3 separate regions of the Homo sapiens genome follow, and all the other regions are linked to region 3. The links are chromatin loops, found by intact Hi-C in ENCODE. Cell type or tissue: endothelial cell of umbilical vein. All regions are shown on one strand. Region 1 holds the start of DISP3 (dispatched RND transporter family member 3). Region 2 has its middle 20 kb from the start of DISP3. Region 3 has its middle 59 kb from the start of LINC01647.

What was found. Peaks named below come from ENCODE experiments on the same cell type or tissue, not always from the same donor. Only the 100,000 strongest peaks of a DNase experiment are listed, where the experiment ranks them.
Region 1: it touches region 3 in a loop (2.2-fold over the local background); 3 of 110 quality-filtered maps call a loop at or near these places.
Region 2: a loop joins it to region 3, with 3.0 times the contacts of the local background. A loop is called at or near these places in 2 of 110 quality-filtered maps.

What each region holds. Positions count from the first base shown.
Region 1 is chr1:11,474,541-11,482,540 of GRCh38, forward strand. It overlaps DISP3 (dispatched RND transporter family member 3), which reads left to right and starts at 4,615. Exons shown (of 21, transcript NM_020780.2): 1 at 4,615-4,832. RefSeq lists a silencer at 4,202-4,521 and an enhancer at 5,166-5,767. In endothelial cell of umbilical vein, CTCF peaks have their summits at 4,295 (motif pointing right) and 4,498; DNase peaks (open chromatin) are centred at 4,351 and 4,581; H3K4me3 peaks cover 841 bases; H3K27ac peaks cover 250 bases; H3K27me3 peaks cover 811 bases.
Region 2 is chr1:11,455,453-11,463,452 of GRCh38, forward strand. No RefSeq gene overlaps it. Among named protein-coding and RNA genes, the nearest start is that of DISP3, 20 kb to the right of the region's middle. In endothelial cell of umbilical vein, no CTCF peak of the experiment used is centred here; a DNase peak (open chromatin) is centred at 3,649; H3K27ac peaks cover 980 bases.
Region 3 is chr1:11,546,823-11,554,822 of GRCh38, forward strand. No RefSeq gene overlaps it. Among named protein-coding and RNA genes, the nearest start is that of LINC01647, 59 kb to the right of the region's middle. In endothelial cell of umbilical vein, no CTCF peak of the experiment used is centred here; a DNase peak (open chromatin) is centred at 4,059.

The DNA of each region.
Region 1 (8,000 bases), 72 kb before region 3:
TGTGACTGAGCTGGGATTAAAACTAGAACTTTTTGGGTATTTATGACCTCCTTTCAGGCCGGTTCTATCAATAAGAACCCTCAGGGTATCCACGTAAAACCCTCAACCTGGAGGTTATAATCTCTCCCCAACAATGGGACTGTCTTTGGCTAATGTCACACTGTCCAGATCTTTGGCAGGATCCTGCTCTTCCCTGCCAATGCCTTGGCTCTGCTATGCTAATAGCCCCTCGGGTCTAACCCCTCCAGTGACTTTTCCTCTTGAAGAACTCAGCAATATTTAGTCTTCTCCAGATGTTGGGGTCAGAGCAAAGACCCCTAGAAATGTGGATGGGGGACAAGGGGGCCGTCTTGTTGGAAGAGGATTATGCGACAGCGTGAATATTGATGAAGCTGTAATTGGCTCCCTCTCTCAGAGCCTGGGTGTCTGCAGGCCCAGGCGCTGGGGCTAATTGTTGCAGGCAATTAATAACTTGGATTGTACTCACTCTGGCACAGGATGCCTGCTCTCTTGGAGGAGGCAGGCAAGGCTGAGAAAGGAGTGCTAGGCCTGGCTGTTTGCAGAATTCTGGGGGAGGCAGGAGGGGAGAGCTGCCATCTGTCCAGCCTCCCCCAGGCCGTGTCTGCAATACCCCTGCCCTAAGCCTAGCCCTGTCAGCCTTCCTCAGGCCCTTCTTCAGAGCTCTCTCTGTTCTCTTTAATTATGAGACCCTCTAATGTTTTCCCCAACCATAAGCTCATGCTCATCTCCTGAACAGAGCTTCAGGGAGGAAGGCGCTGGGGAGAGGAAGGATGGTGTTTCTGGAAGCTGGGAGAACTGGAGTCCAACCCAAGCTCTTCCACTAAGTTTCTATGTGACTTGGAGTCAGAAATTCATTCACCAGGAACTTGGGCAAGCTCCTTGAGTTTTTTTGTGTCTATTATGTCACATGAAGTGCAATCAACCCTGAAAATAATGGAAACAGGGATTAATCATCCTATTATCACTTCCTATATATAGTTATAACTATATCTAGAACTAATTATCAAATGGCTACCTATAAATCTGTGTTCTACTTTAGCTGAAGAGACTATTAAGCAGGAATATTTTTGGCAGTGGTCATTATGACTCCCACTTTGCAGATGAGGAAACTAAGTCTCAGAGAAATGCAGTGACTTGCCCAAGGTCATACTAATAAAAGACACACATAAAAATCAAACCCAGTTTCCTAAATCTAGAGCTCTTTCCAGCATACCCCAGCCTACCTGACTCTGCCCAGTGGCTTCCTGGAGAAGGTGAGATTGGGGCTGGGGGCCAAGAGCGCCAAAGTCAATGCCTTAGCAGATTGAAGAGGGGATTACTTATAAATCCATTTATTCTATTCCCTGGTGCTGGGACAGTGCCTTAATACCATATTTTAAAAGATAAACACTCCCAACCCTCCCCATATGCTCAACCCTCAGCTGCTCACCCATCTGGTGGGAGGACTTGATTTGCATACAACCCCCCTTCACGGGGCGGTGTGGAGGGGTGTCACAAAAAGTGAGATGTGTTATGGTCAGCACTTGCCAAGTAAGCGGTAACAATATGATGAAGAAACTGCTAATGTGTATTTAGTGCTTAATGTGTGCCACAAACTGTGCTAAATGCAATTTTTGCACAGAGATGATCTCATTTATAACTATAACCACTGCAATGAGACAGATATTCTTACCATCCCCACTTTATAGATGAGACAACTGGGGCTCAGCAAGGTGAAGTGACTTTCCCAAGGTCACGCAGCTGGTAAGGGGCAGAACAGAAATATGGCTTTACTGGGAGAGGTAGAATCAGAAGCTCAGCTCAGAGGCTCTGCTTCAGACCTAGTTGGAGAGAAAATAGAAGTAGAAATAAAGGGATAGGAAGAGAGGACAAAGCAGCCCTTTATAGCTCATATCCCTTGCAAAGAAGGCTTTTCAATTAGTTGTGAAGACAGAGTATAAGGGGAGCAGCTTATCGGCACCATGAGGCATTTAAATCAGACCCAGGAAGAACTTCCACCAGACAGCACTGGAACAAGGAGCCAGAGGGGACACAGAATCTTAATCTCTGCAGCCTTTCAGCTGGGTGGATCATTATCCACCAGAGTCATCTTTACTACTCACCTGGAGGTACAGGAGGCTTCAGGGAAGTACCCTGTGGCTGGGCAGGGATGTGTGAGGCCAGCATCCCCAGGCCCCTGTAGTAAACACGCTTCCTGCAAGCAGGCGCGGGCAGGGGAAGGGGAGGAAACCTGGGGATGAACCCCAGGAGGAGGATTCTCATGACTTTCCACACCTGCACCAGCTCCACTGCCACCACCGGTTCCCCTTTATGGCAGGCATATTTCAAAGGCCTGGTTCCATTTGCATTTTTAAAACCTCACTGATGGCCTGGGAAAATTGCATCCTTCCAGTGTTCCTGGATACCACACCGTGCACCTCCTCTCCCCCTCCACAGGCCTCTGCCTCTGCACCCTCCCTTCATAGAAAATCCCCCACCAAGGGCAGAGCAAGCCCAGCCCCACTGGAGATCCTCTGGAAGTCTCCAGAGGCCAGAGAGGGTTCTGAGGAGGGTGTGGCCAAGGTGGCCACAGCTATGGCCAGCTAGGCAACATGAAGCAGGACCCCTTTGAAGGTGGTGAGAATTTCATCAAGGACCTATATCAAACCCACTAAATCTATTTCCCAGCAGAGTGGCAGCTGTATCCCCAGGCATGGACTGAGGGTGGCACAGCACCATGGGGCACACCAATGGGATGGCCGGTGGATTTGTCAGACTGAGAGGAACAGTGCTGGAGCCTTGGAGAACTTTGAGGAGGCTCCTAGAAGCAGCCTTAAAACAAACGGAAAATAATCAAGCCATTCTCCCAGCCAAGAAAACCCTTTGCTCTCAGCTGGGCTTGGGAACACACTTTGTGTCTCTCTATTGCTCCCTTAAAAACAAATCTTTTCCTTGTTCTCCCTCCTCCCACCCTCTCACATGGCTCCTCATTCTCTGCCCTCCCTCTAGGATATGGCAAATGGGACTAGAAGTTTGCAGGGTGGTGCCAAGTCTGGTCCTCTGTACTCATATCAGATTTGGCCTCTGGTCCTGGGACAGCAATTTTCACACCCTCTACTTCTCGGGAGAGATCTCCTGTCTCTTTCTCCCCTTACAGCTCACAGTGGCACCCTTCACCCCAGGAACTGCCCCCAACTCTAATGTCTTTAAGGCCAGATGGAGCCATTGGGAGTCTTCTGACAGACTTGGCCAACCTGGCAATGGCTCTCTTGAGACCTTGAGCACATGGGGAGTGAGTGCCAGGGCAGGGACACTGGCTCAGGCCATTTGCTTCTGCATAGATAAGCTCTCAGGGCACCCAGAGTCATAAATACCAATGCGTCTAGTTGACAGCCAGTCAGTGGGTACAGCTTCCAGCCAGGGACTGTACAGCAGAGAGACAGAGCAGGAGCAGCAGGTGAACAGCACAGGAGATCCACTCAGCACCCTGACATTTAGAGGTGCGTCTCACCCAGTTTTCCTCTTTTAAAAATAAGGGCTGGGGATGGGGAGGGGCTGCTGTGGGTTCAGCATCAGTGTGTTGGCTGGCCGGGTTTGTTATATTTCATTCATAACTCTCCCATATTCTTCTCTCTCCCATAAGCCGGAAACCTCCTGAAGGCAAGGATTGTGTCTCACCATTGCCCTATCTTCCCAGGTCCTTGGTCGGCACACACCCAGGACAAATGACAAGCTCATGGCTCACCCTCACACAGCATGGCAATGGCCTCCCTCCTTTCTGGCTTCCGTCACTGACATCCCTCCACCCTGCAGCTGGGGGCTGGCAGCTGGCCCCCTTTTGAGGGGTCCCACTTCACTCTCCCTGGGCAACACCAATGCCAATGCTCTCTGAGCCCTGATGGAGAGAAATGGGCCAGGGTACTGGCCTGCCCCCCTCCCCCAGGCTCTTTCTCCTTGTGGCCCTTTGGCTAGGGGTGTCAGGCAGGTCATGTGCTAGAGCTGGAGGGATGCCCGGTCCCAGGGGCTGGTATGGCTCCGGGTTCTGGTGCCAGAGGGGTAAATGAAGAACAAACGAGGAAGGGACGGCGCCAGGAGCCTGGGCTTGGCAGCTCCCTCCGGAGGGCGCCCGGGGATGCCCGCGAGTGTCCAGGAGGCTGGTGACCTGCCAAGGCTGGGCGGGCTGGCTGGAGAGGAGCGGGAGCGCGGGCCCGGGAGAGACTTGGGTATCAGGAAACTCGGAGGCGGGGCTGGGGGGTGGTGCCTGGCCCGGACCGTCTGCAGGGGCGGGGACCGACCCCCAGGGGTCGCTGCGCCTTGCGCTTCCCCCGCCCGCGGGCGCCAGGGCCGGGCTGAACCACCGCGCGGATCGGCAGGGGGAGCGGCGGCGAAGACAGCGCCAGACAGCGGGTCCCAGAGACCGCAGCGCGCGGCGTGGCGCAGGGTCTCGCCGGCCACTGATTCAAGGCGCGGCGGCGCGGAGCCCGAGAGGCGCCAGGGATTGGGCGGCAGCGCGGCTCCGGAGCCTGGCTCGGACACCCCCGCGACCCGTGGTAGGAGCCCGGACCCAAACAAAGGCGGGCGGCGAATAAAAGGCGGCGGCGGAGCGGAGTGCTCGGGTTGCGAGCTGAGGACTGGGATTCGCGCGCAGCTTCCCGCGGTCTGCTTGCCCTGGAGCGGAGGGGGAGCCCCAGCCTCCTGCGGCTCCGAGAAGCTTCCCCCTGCGACTTCCGCGAGGAGACGAGTCTGCGCAGCGTGGTGGCCGCCGCCCCCCGACCCTCTGCGCACTCTCTCCCGCGCCGGCGGCTCAGCCTAGCCCCGTTCGGCCGGCCGAGGTGAGTGCACGGCCGCGGGGCGCCATCCGGGCTTGGTCTCGGGGCTGGGGGATGCATTGCTAGGAGGAGGGGGAAGTCCTCCGCGCCGTCCGCACCCCGACCTGCTTGGCGCCGCGCGCGAAGTTCTCTCGCTCTCCAGCCAGCCCGGGATGCGGGCCTCGGAGCCCCCCGGGAAAGACGGTCAGGGGTGGACAGAACCCAAGCTTGCCCTCTACGACCGGGCCCCAGCTCCGCACCATCTCCCCGCGGGACTGCAGCATTCTTGGTCGGCCAAGGGGAGTTGGATGTTGGATGTCCAGGAACGGCAAGGCTTCCGACCTCTGGCCCCTGCTTGTCCCCTCTGAGGGATATCTGGGTCCATAAAAGTTGAGCGTCAGTCTGAAGCCGCCCTTGGATCGGGCTCTCGCCCATGCTAGAGCGGAGGGAGGGGACAGAGTAAGGCTAATGACCCCCTCCACCCACTCCCTACCTAGCGTACTCGTGCTCTCGGAGGGACATTTCCCCGATTAACCTGGCTGCAGGTCCGGCCGGGGAGGGCGCGTGGGGGCTTGGGGCGGGCCGGGCCAGCGATGGATCCGCGCGCGCGAGGGTCCCCAGGCTCTGCCGAGAACGCGAACGAGGGTGGAGGTGGAGTGGGCAGCCGGGCAGTGGCGGCGCTGAGGGTCGGGAAAGATTCCCAGCGCAAGGGGCGCCAAGTCCCGGGAGCCAACCCCACCGCCGGGAGAACTTTTCCCAACTCCCTGGGGAGGCCGGCAGCAGGGCTGGGAAGGCGCCTCCTTGGGGGCTTCTCTTCTCGGCCTCTGCTCCACGGCCGGCGCCAGCTTCCCGCTGTCCCCCACTCACTGCGAGACTGCGCGCAGGTCTCCGTCAGCCCACTCCCCGGGTCAGCACCGCGGACAGCGCCTCGCGGCCGCCCTAGAAACTCAGAAGCCCGCGCACACCCACAGTCCACGCGCACACTCACACCCATCCATGCGCACACACATATCTACAGACCACTGGAAAACAGTCCACACACATACACTCGCGCAAGTACACACCCACCCACAATCCTCAGGCGCACACAATCCACGCAGACCCACGGTTCACACGCACGTGGGCGGACAGATCTCACAAGCACACACGTTCGTGGACCTGGGCAGCATCTTCGCCCCCGCTCTGCACTCGAGGTTGCTGTCTCCGGACTCACTGACTAAGCCCCAGATTCCAGAGCCCACCACCTGGTGTTCTCACCGATGCCCAGTGACTCACAAAGCCACTCAGACTCCCAAGCACAGACACACTTCCACCCCCAGCGCGCGCGTGCACACACACACACACACACACACACACACACACACACTGTCCTGCTCCTATGGGCGAAGCATGGGGATTTAGAGCAAACACCCCCTCCCCACCTCCTACTACTACACCTGCCAGGGGACCAGGGGATCTTCTGGAGGGAGGGAGGAGGCTGTGGCTCGGTGGAAGCTCCAGGCAGAAGCCCAGCCTGGACAGGTGCCTTACAGAATCTCCATTTTCAGCCCAGGGTCCATTTTGCTTGGCTCTCTACCTCAATACTCACTCCTCTTTCTCTAACCTTAGTCCAGACACACACATGTACAATCAGGGTCCGCATTCTTTGCTTGTACCCTCTGTTTCCCTGCTCTGTTCCCTCCCCCAGGTTTCTCTCTCTCTCTCTCTCTCTCTCTCACACACATACACACACACACACGCACATGCACCCTCTTTTTTTGGTCTTTCCAGTCATCCTTCCCCACTGTCTTCACTTCTCTCCCCAACTTTCCTTAGGCTGGGTCTGACCCAGTCTTTGCTGGGATGTGGGCACAGCTGACCCTTAGGGGGAGCTGACTCCATTCTCTCAGACTTGCCTTCTTCACTGCAGGTTCCATGTCCCCGTTACTCTCTCTTTGGAAATCTGACGACCCTCCACCGTGGCCTCAGCAGCTTCTGTTCCCCTCCCCAGGAAGTTTTCTAGGGCCAGATGCCACAGAGCCCCAGTGATCTCTCCAAGGGGCCAAGAACTTTGGGTGAAGCATTCTGGAACCCCCCTCGAGATCTGGCTAGCCATGAGATCTGGTAGCCATGACCTGGCTTGCCCTTTGACACCTCTCCTGCTGTTGTCCTTCAAATCCAGAAACTGGGTTGAAAGAAGAGTAGTCCCAGCATGGTGTGGTGGAAGGAGCACTGGACTGGAAGTGAGGGGACCTGGATCCTAGTCCGAGCTTAACCACAGACTCCCAGTTTGCCCTTGGGCAAACTACTTCCCTTCTCTGAGCTTCAGGTTTCCCGTCTGTTAAAGGACTGCCTGAGGTGACCTGTAGGGTCACTTTCTGGCCCTAATAATCTGGAACATTGACTCTCTAGTGAGTCTCTTGAGTGTGGGTGGGATTGAAAATTGTGATTCTAACCCCAAAGATTACCCTACCTTTCCCCTTCCTTAGAGCACCCACCACTAGTGAAGTCATCCTGTTCCCTGAGTGAGGGATGTTTAGATGATTTCCTTAATAGGACCAGAGATGTCAAGTAATTTTCTTGAGGTCATACTGCTGAAGTGCAATCTTCATTGGGGCAGGCATTACTTCTACTGTCTATATATCCTCTGCATATACCACTGGTTCTGCTGGTAGATGTGTGGTGAATGAATGAATGAATGGACAAATGAATGAATAGAAGATTTAAACCTGGATCTCATGATCGCCAGGTCCTTGGATGGTTTAAGCCCCTTTCTCTGCTAGTATAGACATACTTCCCTCGTCTCCCCATCCTCCCCATCCCCTATTCCCCTAGTCCTCAAAGGCGGTGGATGGAATTGTCTGAGTTAAGGTCCTTCCTCCCAAGTGGCAGACACTGGGCTGGTTGTAAATGGCCACAGAGAAGGGAACAGCTGAGAGCAGCTTTAGAGGTCCTGCCCAGTGAGTAGGGGCTTTGCAATCAGCCTCATGTCCTTGGACCCAAGCAAGTAGACTGCCCATGGGCAGTTGGTTGCTGGCCAGGCTCTGATGCCAAGAGGGAAGATGGCCATCACCACCATGTGGCTAAGCAGCCTCTTTTCATAGCCCTATGAGCTGGGGATGGCAAAAATAGCCTTCACAGATGAGCCAAATGAGATGCTGAGCAAGGAGGTGGTGTCCCTAAGGGCCATCAGTCAGCCCACTGCCAGCAATA
Region 2 (8,000 bases), 91 kb before region 3:
GCCCAGTTCAGCTCAGAGACCAAGCTCCTCTGCTCGGCTGCACCGGGCGGTGGTGGGGCAGGGGTGTCCCCATGTGCAGCCATCGGGGAGGGGCAGCCCGAATCACCTGCTGTGGATCCAGGGAAGACGGATGACAGCTTGCAAGAGGTCTGTCCCCTGCCTCGCCCCAAGGAGCAAGGTGAAGGAGCCATGCTTTTATAAAGGGGGGAAATTGGACAGCCCGCAGAGGTGGGGAGATACTATCTGCTCTAAATAGTTGTGCACCCCACCCCGCCACCCTCTCCCTAGCCCATTTGCCCTCATACGATTTATTTGCTCATAGAATTGAAGGCCTTCTTTTCTGGCACCATTTTCTGTTCTGCTTAGACAAATATTTAGCAGCCAGGCCTGACCTTAATTTCCTTAAATATCAGGGGCCCTGGAAGCTGAAGAGCCTGCCCAGTGGGTGAGGACACGGTGCACCTGGGGTGCCGAGGATGGCTGGGACGCTGCTACCCTTCCCTTGGTGAGGCCTACCTCTCCCCAGGACCTACCAAGTAGCCCTGCAAACTGTCAGGTCTCCCCACTGTTGAGGGTGTAACAAGAGGTAGGGTGCAGATGGCAGGATTCCAGTGACTCAGTGCCCAACGGAGCTGCATGCTGGCCAGGGCCTCTCTGCTGGGGGTGATGGGCTGAGCAGTGATGGAGCCTCCCCCCGTCTCCCAGGGCTCCCTCCCTTGTAGGGTGTGGACTGGCCTGCATATGGAGGGAAGGCAGAGGCAGGAGTGGCGGGGATGCCGGTCATGTGGGGGCTGCCGGGGCTGCTGACTCTGTCATTGGCTCTGTCTCCCACGTGGTCATTCGTGAACTCATTTCATTCATTGCTTCATTGAGAAACATTCAGTCTCGTGCTAGCCTAGGGATCGGAAATAAAGTCCACAGCTGCCTTGCAGGAGCTGTGTCCTGGAAATTGGCCAGCGAGAGGAGGGGCATAGAGTCTTGGGCAAAGGCTGGGGTAGAGGAGATAGAGATCGGGACTGTCCTCATAAAAGAGTGACCAAGATGAGTTTTGGAGCATGAGTGAAACAAGCTCCCTGCAAAAGACTGGCTATCTGGAGGAAGCAGGACAGGCCATCCTAGGGGTGCTGCTGGGAAGAGGAATGGTTGGTGTCTTCAGGAGGCAGGGACCCTTGGGTTCTATTCTCAGATCCTGCCTCTGAAGTCAGCTCCAAAGTTCTTGGCTCTCCTATCTGTCCCTTGCCCCTGCCTGTCCCTGCATTTTGTCCTCCCTGTTTGTGTAAGTGGGGCCACTGCCATTTTCCCAGCCACTCAATTGGAAACCACCATTTTCTCAGACTAATACCAGCTACTGCCCTCAAGGCTTTAAGAACATAACCTCATCTCATTCGCACCGCAGCCTAGGAAGTAGGCACGTGAGTTATCTCCATTTTGTGGAAACGGAGGTCTAGAGACATCATCACTCCTCCAGGGTCACCCAGCCAGCATGTTGTAAAGCTGAGAGTTTGCAAAGAAGACAGGAACAGGGAGAAGACATTCCTGGCAGGGCACAGCCTGTGCGAAGTCCCAGAGGGGAGGGAGAGCATGGCACAGGACAGTGGGTGGTGGGTGCAGCTGGGTGTGCCAGCGAGAGTCGGGGGAGAGGTGTGGTTGTGATTGGATCTCAAGTGTTTTAGAAGTGGCAACATTTCCTGGGTGTTAGGTTCCAAACCACCTTCACATCTGTCATCTTATTTGATCCTGTTCAGTTGCTGTTGCAGTAAGCAGCTCAGAGAGGTGAAGAGGTACCCGAGGATGCATAGCTAGGAAGTGGCAGAGCTGGGCCCCAGCCCTGCTGTCATGTCCCCAGCACCTTTGGGGGATGGCCAAGACCACCAGGGCACTCTCTAGGGAACAGGGTTGGACCAGGACCCCTTTGATGGGGAAGGGATGGAAGAAGGGAGAGTGGGGGCCAGGGCTCCTGTCTTGTTTTGCCCCAAGATGCAGAGACTGGAGCCGCCACACTCAGCCCTCAACACTGTGACCTTGGACTTGTCCTCCCGTCCTCTGGGCCTCTGTCTCCCTGTCTGTAAAATGACAATCTCCTACTCACACTCCAAATCTCTGTTACGGCAGCATCTCCTCCAGGAAGACCCCCTAGCCTCTGCCTCCGCATCACCTCCTCCAGGAAGCCACCATGGCCTCTCCAACCGCATTGCATGCCTTTACTAAATGCTCTTAGTGCTCCGGACTGCCATACTCTATATCCCTCACCTCACAGCGTGACTCTGTGTAATATCTTCCTAGGTCTGGATCTCGATTTGGGACCTGCCCACATTTTAGCTACTTGTCTCTGAGCCTCAATTTTCTCATCAATAAAATGGGGAAGTAACAGTGCCTACCTCATATTTCTGTTATGACGATCCAATCAGAGAGCTCATGAATAGCAGAGTGCTGGGCAGCAAATAAGCCGTCAGGAAATGTTAATAGTTTCTTAAGAGTCAAATTGTGTCCCCCAAAAAGATATGCTGGTGTCCTAACTTCCCAGGACCTGAGAATGTGACCTTACTTAGAAACAGGGTCTTTGGGCCAGGATCGGTGGCTCACGCCTGTAATTCCAGCACTTTGGGAGGCCGAGACGGGTGGATCACTTAAGATCAGGGTTCAATACCAGCCTGGCCAACATGGTGAAACCCTGTCTCTACTAAAATTACAAAAATTAGCCAGGTGTGGTGGTGCATGTCTGTAATCCCAGCTACTACTTAGGAGGCTGAGGCAGGAGAATCACTTGAACCTGGGAGGCAGAGATCGCAGTGAGCCGAGATCGCGCCACTGCACTCCAGTCTCCATTGGATGAATCCAATGACTGTTGTCTTCATAAGAGAGAAATCTGGACACAGACGTAGACAGACGGAGAACAGCACATGATGATGTGACAGAGCTTGGGGCGACGCATCTACAAGCCGGGGACCCCACGATTGCCACCACCAGAAGCTGGAGACACTCCTGGAACGGAATTTCCCTCAGGGCCTCCAGAAGGAGGCAACCCTGTCCATACCTTGACTTTGGACTTGTAGCTTACAGAACAGTAATAGAATAAATTTCTGTTGTCTACTGTTTGTGTTAACTTGTTCCAGCAGCCCTAAGAAACGAATACACTGTTATTTCAACGCAGCAAAGCGAGCGCGGTTCTGGGTATACAGTGGTGCCCAATAAGCTCCACTCCCTCATTGCTGACCCTCTGCCTTCACTATCCTCCACCCCCACTCCCCTCCCCACTGGCTTCTCAGGCCAGGTCAGTCTGGGCTGGGGGGCACCTGCTGGGCCAGGCAGGCAGAGCAATTCCTGTGCCCTGGCTGAGGCCTGCGGCACCTCATTACCAGGCAGAATGTACCTCGATTTCACCCATGACTGGCACTGAAAAGCAGCCCTGGCTGGTGTCATGGATGGGCCAGAAGCTGCTCCGGGCGCCTCCTGCCCCCTCCTGGGCCTGGCAAATCTCTGAAGCACCCAGAAGCTGGCAGGCAGCACGCTCCACAGCTGAGCCACACAGATAAACCTCAACAGGCGCTGGGCTGTTCGGTCCTGGAGCAAACATCAGGAAATTAATAGGCCTTTCTGTGGGCAGCGCCTGGCCTGGCCCCCACTTCCCCCTCACTCCCGCCTGCCCCCCTCCCCTCATCCCAGGCTTTGTTTCCTTTTTCCCTTTGTTTCCTGTTTGCGATAAACACGATTCATGCCAGTCCAGCCGGGCCCCGTCACCAGCTCAAGGCCAGCCGTATTTCTCAGCAATGAGCCCCGAGCTGGCTGCAGTGAGGATCTGGGCCATGGACACAGGCGTGAGGAAGGGGCACTGTGGGCAGAGACAGGGCTGATGTGGGGGCGCCAGCAGGGAGCAGGGTGCCGGGTCTCTGTGAAGTGCCGCTGAGCACTGGGCACTGAGGGGAACTCAGAGAAGCCACCATGGCCAGACCCTCCCTATCTGGGCACAGCTGTGCCCACCCTTCCTACATGGACATAGCTTCCTGAGGCTGCTGTAACAAAGTGTCACACACCAGGCGGCTTAGAGCAACAGATATGTATTCTCTCGCAGGTCCGGAAGCCAAAAGTCCAAGCTCAAGGTGTCAGCAGGGCCATTCTGTCTCTGAAGGCCCAAGGGAAAGCTCCCTCTGGCCTCTTCCAGCTCCTGGTGGCAGCGGCCACCCTTGGCATTCCATGCCTGTGTGGCTCCAGCCTCCGCCTCTGTCTTCACACAGCCTTCTCTTCCCTGCGTCCCTCCCCTTCTTGTAAGGACTCCAGTCGTATTAGGACCTAATCTTAACCAATGTTAAGTAAGACCTAATCTTAACTAATGACATCTGCAACGATCCCATTTCCAAATAAAGGTCACATTCACAGGTACTGGGGGTCAGGAGTTCAATACATTTCTTTTTGGGGACAGAATGCAATGCATCCCAGCTGCTGAGGCTCCTGGTGGCATCTCTCATCACCGCCTGTCACACCTCAGCCATCCAGCCATCCTGGGCACCTGCAGCTTCCTAGTTGTGACTGGCTCTTCCTGGTCTCTGGGCCTCCGTCTGTGCTGTCATCCTCCCTGGATGCCTGACCCTACCATTGTCCAGTTGGTATACGACCCCTCATCTATCAAGATTAAGCTTTGCTGGCTGGGCGCGGTGGCTCATGCCTGTGATCCCAGTACTTTGTGAGGCTGAGGCGGTGGGTCACCTGAGGTCAGGAGTTAGAGACCAGTCTGGCCAACATGGCGAAACCCTATCTCTACTAAAAATACAAAAATTAGCCAGGCGTGGTGGCAGGTGCCTGTAATCCCAGCTACTCAGGTGGCTGAGGCATGAGAATTGCTTGAACCCGGGACGGGGAGGTTGCAGTGAGCCGAGATCACACCACTGCACTCCAGCCTGGGCAACAGAGCGAGATTCTATCTCAAAAAAAAGAAAAAAAAAGATTAAGCTTTGCCGTCTCTCCTGGGAGCCGTCACTGACCCCTGGCCTCCAGGCCCCTAAATGCCCGGTGCTCACCTGCACTGCAGCTCACACCTGCACAAGGGTCTTTACCCATTTCCCATGCCTCCCCAGGCCCTAAGCACACGAGCTCCAGGCAGGCAGGGTCCATGGCTCCCCTCTGCCTCCCCAGCATGGGATGCACATACTTGCCCAGTAAACGAATTCTCGGATGAAGAATAATTGAGCACTTCCTGTGTCCCCATGCCAGCCACTGTTCTAAACCCTTTACCTGCCTTAACTCATTTAATCCCAATATTAATCCTATCAAGTGGGTGCCATTGTTAATTCCATTTTACAGATGAACAAACCAAGCTCGGAGTGGTTAAGCAACTTGTTCAAGGTCTAGTGATTGATAAACTGTAGAGGCTGTGATTTGAATCTGGCAGCGTGAAGGATTCCTCAAAGGGCCACGCACTGAGGGGCAGAGAGAGCTTCCCTAGTGTCCCGGATCCATGCTCCAGGGCCCAAAGTGAGGCTCAGAGCGTCGGTGCTGTGGGAAGCCAGGGTCTAGAGATGTGGTCCTGGACTAAGGAGATGGCGTGGTCTTGCATGTCACCATGCTGGGGCCCTTCATCTTATCCCTGAGACTGTAACCTCCCTGGGGGCAGGGGAGGACCATGATTCCTCCTGCATCTATCTCCCCACCCAGTTCTGGCAGAGCCCTGCCCATAGTAGGCAGAGCCTGGCATCTCCAGGTAGGAATCCTAATCCTGGTTCTGCTGCAAGCTGTGTGATCTAGGAGTCACTTCTCTCTGGACCTCTGGGTTCTTCTCTGTCACTCTAGAGTAGCCATCAGTGGGGCTCAAGAGGAGACAGCCTAAAAATGCTCTAACTCAGCACGGGAAGGAGGAAAGCTCGGCTTTGGGGTTGGACCAACTGGTCTTTGAGTTCCAATGCTGTGTGACCTTGGCCCAGAACTCTCTGGGCTCTCTTTTTCTCATGTATAAGATGGGGCAGACAATGAAGGATACTATGCCAGACAAGTGGGGAGCAAGTCCAAAAAGCCAGCAGGCAGTCGCTAGTAGCCACGATACCTCCTGGCCTCTTCCTCCCATGGTGCTCAATACTGTCCTCCATGGGATGATGGGCGCAGTGCTCCTCATTTCCTTTGCATGTAACTCACTTACTTAAATTTTAACTTTTTTTTAAAGAAATGAAGGAAAACACAGTTAAACAGCCATTTAGAATCATGACTCCATAATCCAGGAATTCTCTTTCCAACACAATCTGTTCAACAATTATTTTGTGAAGTGGGAGGGAGAGCACCACACTAAGTATGGTGTGCAGATTCCCCTGGGAGGGTGAAAATGCAGCTCCTCCAGATTGCTTCTCTCCCCAGAAATGTCAGTGTGTGTCCCAGTTTGGAAATATAACGTATCGAGTTTTGCTGTGCTCCAGGGGAGGGGTTCCTGCCTGCCAAGTCAGCGGCTAGTGGGGATGGGGTGAGGGCAGCCACGTTGGGAAGAAGGTTTTGGTTTTCTGCTGTTAAAATATCTTGTTGTCCTCTGGGGCCAGCCATGTTCCAGGGCCTGGAATTGGGCTGTGTCATTCACCCGATGGCCTTGGGAAGAGCTGGGCTTAGGGTCAAGCTCCAGCTTTGTCACCTGCTGGCTACGTGGCTTCAGGAAAGTCTCTTAGTCTCCCAAGCTGGGCCTTTGTCGAGGAGGAACGGGATTCCTGTAGAGGAGGGAGACAAAGGCACAGAAACCCATTTTCTAAGCTCCCTGGAAGGACTGGTATAAGGTTTCTCCCACAGGACTTTGTATACAACAGGCGTTCAACCCATGCTCTCCTCTCTCAGGGCCAGGTGCTTTGTGGATATGCAATGTACTCAGCCCCACAGGGCTCAGCACACAGTAGGTGCTCAAGTGGAGAAAGTGGATTCTCCTTTCTCAGGGCCCAGTGCCAGGAGTATGAAATACACATCCCTTCCCCAAACAGGGCTCAGCACATAGTAGTACATGCTCAGGTGGAGAAACTGGATTCTCCTCTCTCAGGGCCAGTGCAGGGGGTATGCGATACACACCCCCTCACAGGGCTCAGCACACAGTAGGTGCTCTATGCACTTCCTTTCGCTCAAGGATTGGCACGCCGTCGGTGCTGGATGCATGTTCCCCTCTCGCAGGGCTCGATACATAGTTATGTTCAATACATACCAGCATCCTTCCCCTGCTCATTCCCCTCTGAGAGCAGAGACTGCGTCTTTCCTGGATGCCCCACTGCACTGCACTTGTGGCTGAATGCACAGCACGTGTACAGTTCATACAGACTGAACGGGCCCTCCTCCTTCCCAGCTGGGGTGAGCACAGCGAATGAAGACCATGTAGGCACGCGGAGAGAGGACAGCTGCTCCACATCCGTGAACTGGACCCGATGTGTGAACACAGTCACAGTCCCGGCGCCCCTTCCCCAGCCCTCTGGGATCATTTGTTTTGTTTTGTTTTGAGACAAAGTCTCACTCTGTCCAGCCGAGGCTGGAGTGCAGTGGCGTGATCTCTGCTCACTGTAACATCTGCCTCCTGCGTTCAAGCGATTCTCCTGCCTCAGCCTCCCGAGTAGTTGGGGTTATAGGTGCCCGGCACCACGCTCAGCCAATTTTTGTATTTTTAGTAGAGACAGGGTTTCGCCATGTTGGCCAGGCTGGTCTGAAACTCCTGATCTCAGGTGATCCACCTGCCTTGGCCTCACAAAGTGCTGGGATTACAGGCATGATGGGGTCAATACTCTGACTGCAGTCACTGCCTGGCTAACCTGCTTGTGGGCTCCTTGCTGGTGATCGCAGGTATGCAGCCACCACCTGCCTCTCTCTCCCTCCCCGCCACTTTCCTGGGAAGCAACCAGGCCAGACAGGCTGTGCAGGGCACCCTGGCAGCTTCCAGGCTCCACATTTCTCAGTCTGTGCCAGGACCAGGGCTGGACTCTGTGTGATGGAGGATTGGCAAGTGGGAAGTCAGCCAATATGCCTTTCAAAGGAAGCACAGGAGGCACCATGACCCGGAGGGT
Region 3 (8,000 bases):
CTCAGAACTGCCCTAAAAGCATGTCAAAGATCTATGTGATCCTCTAATATTCCTAGGGCCCCAGAATGAACTCTCTGTACCTTCTCTTTGCTTACCATGCCTGCCTGGCCTCTAAGTCTCCAGGACAAGGAAATCCAAGCCAAAGTACACCACAAATGTGTACTCTCCCTCCTCATCCTAAGTTTGGAGTCCTTTATCCTTTAACCCTCAGCCAAAAGCTCTCTTGACCCCAACTCAGAAAGGCAGGGTGAAAGGTCTATGCTCCTGTTGGCATAGCCCTGATTGCTCCCATCTCTCAAAGCGTAAAACATTACCCATCTTTACTGCTGCCTCTACAAGGGCTACGAGAACCTTTAGCTCCATCTGAGGAGGACACAGGAGCCTCATTTTATTCTACACCAGCTACTTTGGCTGTTCTGAATTGAGAGCTCTTTTCTCCAAAGAGTATAGCAGAGAAGAGGAAGTGGGAGGAGAAGATGACAGGGATAAAGAGAGGTCCAGGGATAAGGAGCAAGGAGGATGATAGACCTGGTGTTCAAAAGACAGAGAGTGGCTGGGCAGGGTGGCTCATACCTGTAATCCAAGCACTTTGGGAGCCTGAAGCAGGAGGATCATTTGAGCCCAGGAATTCAAGGCTACAGTTAGCTATGATTGCATCCCTATACTCTGGCCTGGGTGACAGAGCGAGATCCCATCTAAAAAAAGAAAAAGGACAGTGAGAGACAGAGACAAAGGGACAGAAACATGCAGAGAGACAGAGACAGAGAAACAGAGACAGAAATAAAGACAGAGGCAGAGAGAGAGAGAGAGAGAGGGAGAGAGAGACACAGACAGAGAGACAGAGAGCTAGAAACAGACAGGCAGAGATACAGACAGAGAGAGGCAGAGACACACACAGATTGATTTTACAGAGGAGTCAGTGTGTGATTAGAAATCTTGTGACCCCAGCATCAGAGAGGATAGCAGCAGGATGAGGCAAACTCAGCACTGGGTGCTGTAATGAACGGATCAATGTCTAGGACAGTCTATAAAGTACTCCATGTGTGCCCCTGGGATTGTTGAGCTGTCTATAAAACAGTCCCAGTTTGACAGTTTGAGCCTAAAGTTATCTAAACACTATACACAAACTGGGAGTAGATATGTTGCCCCAAATCTCACAGAATCTAAGGAAAATGTGAGGAGGGAGAACAAAGGAGGAGTTTGCTCTTTTTCCTGCTAATTGCCCACTCCTCTTCTTGGAGCAAAGAGCTCCTTGCAGATTGATTTGTTTTGTTTGTTTGTTTGTTTTTGAGATGGAGTCTGGCTCTGTCACCCAGGCTGGAGTGCAGTGGCACGATCTCGGCTCACTGCAAGCTCTGCCTCCCAGGTTCACGCCATTCTCCTGCCTCAGCCTCCCGAGTAGCTGGGACTACAGGTGCCCGCCACCATGCCCAGCTAATTTTTTTATTTTTTTTTATTTTTAGTAGAGACAGAGTTTCACTGTGTTAGCCAGGATGGTCTCGATCTCCTGACCTTGTGATCCGCCCACCTCAGCCTCCCAAAGTGCTGAGATTATAGGCATGAGCCACCGCGCCTGGCCGATTTTTTTTTTTTTTTTGAGACAGGGTCTCACTCTGTTGCCCAGACTGGAGTGCAGTGGCATGATCTTGGCTCACTGCAGTCTTGACCTCCTCAGTTCAAGTGATCCTCCCACCTCAGCCTCCTGAGTAGCTGGGACAACAGGCATGTGCCACCATATCCAACTAATTTTTAAAATTTATTGTAGACGTGGGGTCTCCCTATGTTGCCCAGGCTGGTCTTGAACTCCTGGGCTCAAGCAATCCTCCAGCCTCCCAAAGTGCTGGGATTACAGGCGTGAGTCATTGCGCTCAGCCTCCTTGCAGATTTTTGATTGTCCTTTGCCTATCCGGAGCTCTAGGACTCATCTAGGGTAGCGGGGATGAAGACCACACTCCTGGCTCTCCTTGGCTGGAGTCTTCTCTCAGGCACATTCTAGCCTGAGGTGTGGAAGAAGAAAAGCAGGTGATTTATTCTAAACTCTGCACCATCTCACTCAGATTCCATTACAGGAGTCAGTCATGGTAATAGCCAAAGAGAAGAAAGATGTGAGAGGAGAATAGTTTCCAGGGAGGGATTAGTAGGGAATAGTCATCTAATCAATATTGATCAATAGAGTGACCTAGAAAACTCTAAGGCCACAACTATTGAAACAGAGCCTCCCCCTAGAACATCTCCACTGATCAAGAGAAGACAGAAAAGTTAAAATCAGAAAGGAGAAATTAATTTTTTTCAAGCAATGGCTGTAGACTGATACAACCACTTTGAAAACATAGGTATATGCCACGACCCAGCAATTTCACTCCTGGGTATGTATTCAACAAAAACAAGTGCTCTGTTCATCAAGAGACACGCACAAAAGTGTTCAAAATTCATTCATCATAGACTCAAACTGGGAATAACCCAAATATTCATCAACAGTAGAATGGATAGATAAAATGTGATTTATTCACACAAAAGAATATTAAACAGCAGAGGAAAAAGAATGAACTGCTGATACACAGCAGCATGGATGAATCTGAAGACATAATGTTGAATGAAAGAAGTCAAACTTAGAAGACTGCATATGGAGTAATCCCATTTACATGAAGTTTGAGAACAGGAAAAACTAATCTATGGTGACAGATATAAGAAAAGTAGTTATCTTTGGTGGAAAATGCTTCCTGTTAGGTAGCACAAGGCAGGAGGCATGCTGGAAATGTTATGTGTTTATATCTGGATAGTGGTTACACGCACACATGCATACACACAAATTCTTTTCTTTTTTTTTTGAGACAGAGTCTCGCTCTGTCACCAAGGCTGGAGTGCAGTGGCACGATCTCGGCTCACTGAAAGCTCCGCCTCCCGGGTTCACGCCATTCTCCTGCCTCAGCCTCCCGAGTAGCTGGGACCACAGGCACCTGCCACCACGCCCGGCTAATTTTTTGTATTTTTAGTGGAGATGGGGTTTCACCGTGTTAGCCAGGATGGTCTCGATCTCCTGACCTTGTGATCCGCCCGCCTCGGCCTCCCAAAGTGCTGGGATAACAGGCGTGAGCCACCGTGCCCGGCCCACAAATTCTTTAAGCTGTGCACTTAAGATTTGTGTACTTTATGTTATATCTCAAAATTTTTAAAAAATTTTATGAGAGGGAGTCTCACTCTGTTACCCAGGCTGGAGTGCAGTGGCAATCTCAGCTCACTGCAGCCTCCACCTCCTGGGTTCAAGGGATTCTCCTGCCTCAGCCTTCCGAGTAGCTGGGACTGCAGGTGCGCACCACCAGGCCCGGCTATTTTTGTAATTTTACTAGAGACAGGGTTTCACCATGTTGGCCAGGCTGGTCTTGAACTCCTGGCCTCAGCTGATTCACCTGCCTCAGCCTCCCAAAGTGCTGGGATTACAGGCGTGAGCCACCGTGCCCAGCCAACAAATATTTTTAAATGGTCACCCTGTCACTACAAAATCTAAGTCATTATCTGTCACTTACTTCTTGTGGGCCACAAGATTTACAGAGCTTATTCCTTCCTTCCATCTTGAGGTAAATGGAAACATAGCTGCCCATTGGACACATGGACTCCTGCAGAGGTACCACTGCAGACTAGGCAATCTAAGGCTGAACTGGCAGGTGTCATACTAAGAGGAGATGGTGAACCGAGATCTGTGGACTTTCTGCCCTTTCTCATGGCATTACTGATGGGTTCACAACACCTGAGGCTGGACACACCCCATGGAGCTGCCAAAAGGGCTTAGAATCCCATAGCCCCTCTCCCTAGAGCAGAACAGAACGGCTGTAGCAGTAGCACCTCGATGAGTTTCAAGAGATTCCAAATGAGGATGGAATTATAGTCCAGCCTTGTGATTTCCAGCAGCTATCATTGCAGCTTGACCCAGCAATGGCAGGACGCAGTGACCACGCACTTCTGGGCAGCTCCATGAGAGCGAGGAGAAGGTGAAGGGGAGGGAGTTCCAGCACCTCGGACAGAGGTGTCCCCCTCCCGAAGCCCAGGCGTCCGGCCGATTCAATTGTTTCAGCACCAGGGACAGGGACTCACACATTAAATGGCTATGGAAATAGACTGGGTTGATAAAAAAAAAAAGTACTTGAGGACAGCGGTCTTCCCACGATTTGCTATTTACACACAACGCTACTGCTTCCAGCTTTGTATAACAAATTCAATTTTGACAGCATTAAAAATGTATGTGTGATGAGAAGATTGGTTTGGAAAACACCCAACATTTACCTCCCTTCTACTGCCACCTCCTTCTTCCAATCCAGGTGCTTCCCAAAGGACCCACACTTCAAGGAATGCCCAGGTAAATGGGGTTTCTCATAGTTAGAGTTGTCAGCCCAGCACATGGGTAGAAGAACAGAACCCCTGGGACCCACCTTATTTTCTGAAACATAGACACAAAAAGTCTTTCCTCTCTAAGAGGGTGAAGAGAAGCTATTTTATAATCTCTCCTTTAAAATCTGTGCCACCATCAATTAACTAATTCATTCAACTGCTATTTGCTTAAAACCTACTCTGCAGAAGGAGCTGGAATTATAAGAATGAGCCAAATAAATCCTCTGCTCTCATGGAGTTTACATTCTAGTGGGAGGGGAAGACCATGAACAATAAACATCCGTAACTAGGATAATTTCAGTTTGTTCTAGGTGCTGTGAAGAAAATTAGCAGAGTGATGGGCTCTATGGTGACTGAGTGAGAATTACTTTAGCTAGGATGGTAAGGGAAGGCCTCTCTGAGGAGGCGATGTTTGAGTTGACTTGAACAATGAGGAGGAGCCAGATTTGTGAAGATCTAGCAGAAATGCATCCTGCAAAAGGGGCAGCAACTGCAGTAGCACTGAGATGGAAAGAAATGTGGCATCAGAAGATGGGAAGGGCCAGGCATGGTGGCTCAAACCTGTAATCCCAGCACTTTGGGAGGTCGAGGTGGGAGAAGTGTTTGAGCCCAGGAGATTGAGATCACCCTGGGCAATATAGGGAGACTCCGTCTCCTCACACAAAAAAATAAAATTAGCTGGGTGTGGTGGTGCTCACCTGCAGTTCCAGCTACTCAGAAGGCTAACGTGGGAGAGTTGCTTGAGCCTGGGAGGTTGAGGCTGCAGTGAGCTGTGATTGTGCCACTGTACTCCAGCCTGGGCAAGACAGCAAGACCCTGTCTCAAAAAAAAAAAAAGATGGGAAGGAGGCCAGTATGGATGGAATGTAGTGAATGAAGGGAAGATGGAAGGGAAATAAAGTTGGAGAAGTGGGAGGGGTCCTTGTAGGTTATATAAGGTGTTTGGGTCTTAAGCATGGGGGTGATATGATTTGATTTATGTTTAAAACAAAAGTAACCATCACAGCAGTTTAAAAAGCTTTGACTGGGCCATGGGGTGCCGAAGCATCTGGTCAAACCTTAGTCTGGATGCTTCTGAATGAGATTAACATTTGAATCAGTAGACTGGGTACAGTAGATGGCCCTCCTTAATGTGGATGGATCCCATCCAATCGAAGTTCTGAATAGAACAAAAGGCTGCCCTCCCCACAAATAGGAGGAAGTTCCTCCCGCCTGATTGCCTTTCAGCTGGAACATAAGTTCTTTCTTGCTTTTGGACTTGAACTGAAATGGCTCCTCCTAGGTGTCGAGCCTACCAGCCCTCAGGTTGGAACTATACCATTGGCTGTCCTGGCTCTCAGATCTTTGGACTTGAACTGGAACTACACCATCAGCTCTCCTGGATCTCCAGCTTGCTAACTGTAAATCTTGGGACCAGTCAGCCTCCATAATCACACAGATAAATTCCTTATAATAAATTTATATATATATATATATATCCATAAATCAAAGATATGTGTATATATGTCCTATTGGTTCCGTTTCTCTAGAGAACCCTGACTAATAGAACTGCTCTGTGGAGAAGAGACTAGGGAGGCAGGAGGGGACGCTGGGAGACCAGTTTAGGCTGTTACAACGCTCCACTGAGATTATGGTGATGATAACCTCTCCTTGTCTCCCATCAGGAGCAATTTTTTCTCCAAAATTAACGATGCACTTTCCCAAGTCAACCATGCTCCTTTCCTCTGGTGTCTCTCATGACACCAGATGTAATGCGATGTGAGATATGGTGAGAGAAATTGAGTAGGGTCACATACGATGGTTTAGTTATTTATTGTTGAAAGAATTAATGAGTGGTAGCTTTGGAACCACCTGGCTCATCTAGAAATAGAATATATTGCCACTTCTATGCTGGTTCTTCTCAAGCCCTTTTAACTCATGGGCTACCAGTTGGTGAGGGAGGGCTGGCAGAGTGCTTAATCCACTCTTATCATCTAAGAAACAAACCTCACCACAGCCAGGGAAGTCTGGGCTCACACTGATGGGAGGCCAACAGGGAGACCATACACAATCAGTTATGCAGTGAACAAAAGCATCAATATACATGATAATTAAAGTATTAATAAAACAAGGGTATCACTTCCCAGACCACCCAGAGGACCCAAAGAGACCATCAGTGCATGGTGGGCAAGCCCATGAGACTCAGTGATGGAGGGCGGGTGAGCTCCCAAATTGGGGCTTAGCCCAGGAGGGTTCTTGGCTTTGCCCAGGAAAGAATTAAAGGGCAGGCTGGTGTTGTTAGACAGCAACTTCTATTGAAGTGGCAGTGCCCAGCAGCAACAGAGGCACTGCTCCTTGCAGAGCAGGGCTACCCCAGAGGCAGTGTGCCCACAGTAGAAGCTCAGAGGTACTTCTGCAGCCATATTTACACATACTTTTTATTATATGTAAATTAAGGGGCAGATTGTGCAGACATTTCTAGAAAAGGTGTGGTAACTTCTGGGTCATCAAGTCATTGCCATGGAAAGGGGTGGTAACTTCTGGGCGTCACGATAGCAACAGCACACTGACACGGCACACTGGTGGGTGTGTCTTATGGGGAGGTGCTCCCCTCCTGTCCCTGTTTTAGCTAGTCCTCAATCCAAGCCTGGCCTCTGGAGTTGAGTCCTGCCTTCTACTTCATCACCAGCCACAGGTGCCTTGGGGATCTGCACCAGATATGACTGCCAGGAAGGAAGCAAACTGAACAATGAAGGGAAAACAAGGATCACATGGCTTAGCGTCAGGGCTCCTCCTCCCTCACTAATTCATTCGAGGATACCAGGCAACGGCCTTCCTGTCCCTGGGCCTTATTCTTCTCAATTGTAAAACCAGGGGGTTGGTTTGAATTCCATGATCCTTCAGCTCCAACAGTCCGGAAGTCTGTCAGTGGCCCTAGCACCTGTACTTTCCACATCGCTTTTGCTTCCACACCTGAGTATCCCCACTGGTGCTCCTAAAACTGCCAGTAAGTATGAAAAGCCTGTATTGTTGTGCCCATTTCTCAGGATGAGACCTCAAGGTCACATGGGACTATTCACAAACTTACAAACTGCCTGAGCTAGCGAGAATAAAGATGCCATTACAACTCCACCAGGTAAACCCTTCCTTTCCCAGAGGGGACTACCAACAGCTCGTTCTGCAGGGCCTTCCTCATTTCACTCCCCAGATATTCCCTTCCATTCCTCCCAGCCCCCTTCTGTTACTTTCCTGTGAACTCTGGCTATTGTCAAGAGGTGTGAGGGGCTATGAAGATGGCTGTGCACCACACACACTCTCCGTATGTATCGCTATTTTAGTTTTAAGACCACTGTCAAACTTCACCATTGAGGTCCTTCCACTGGGCTTGTAATTGGAATCTGTCCGCTCATTAACATGAGGAAGGTGGGGAGGACGCTCTGGGCTTTATCCACCAGTCCTCATTTAGTAGGTGTTCCCTTTGCAGCTCCTGGGCCTTGGAGGAATCTGTGTCCTGCTGTGTGTGCCTGTTTGTTAAGGAAATTACCATTTGCCCACACATATAAATCTACAACACACCCTCTTATCATTTCCGATTGTTCCACAGGCAACACTGAGAAGCCTGGGCAGAGTTGAGGCTAT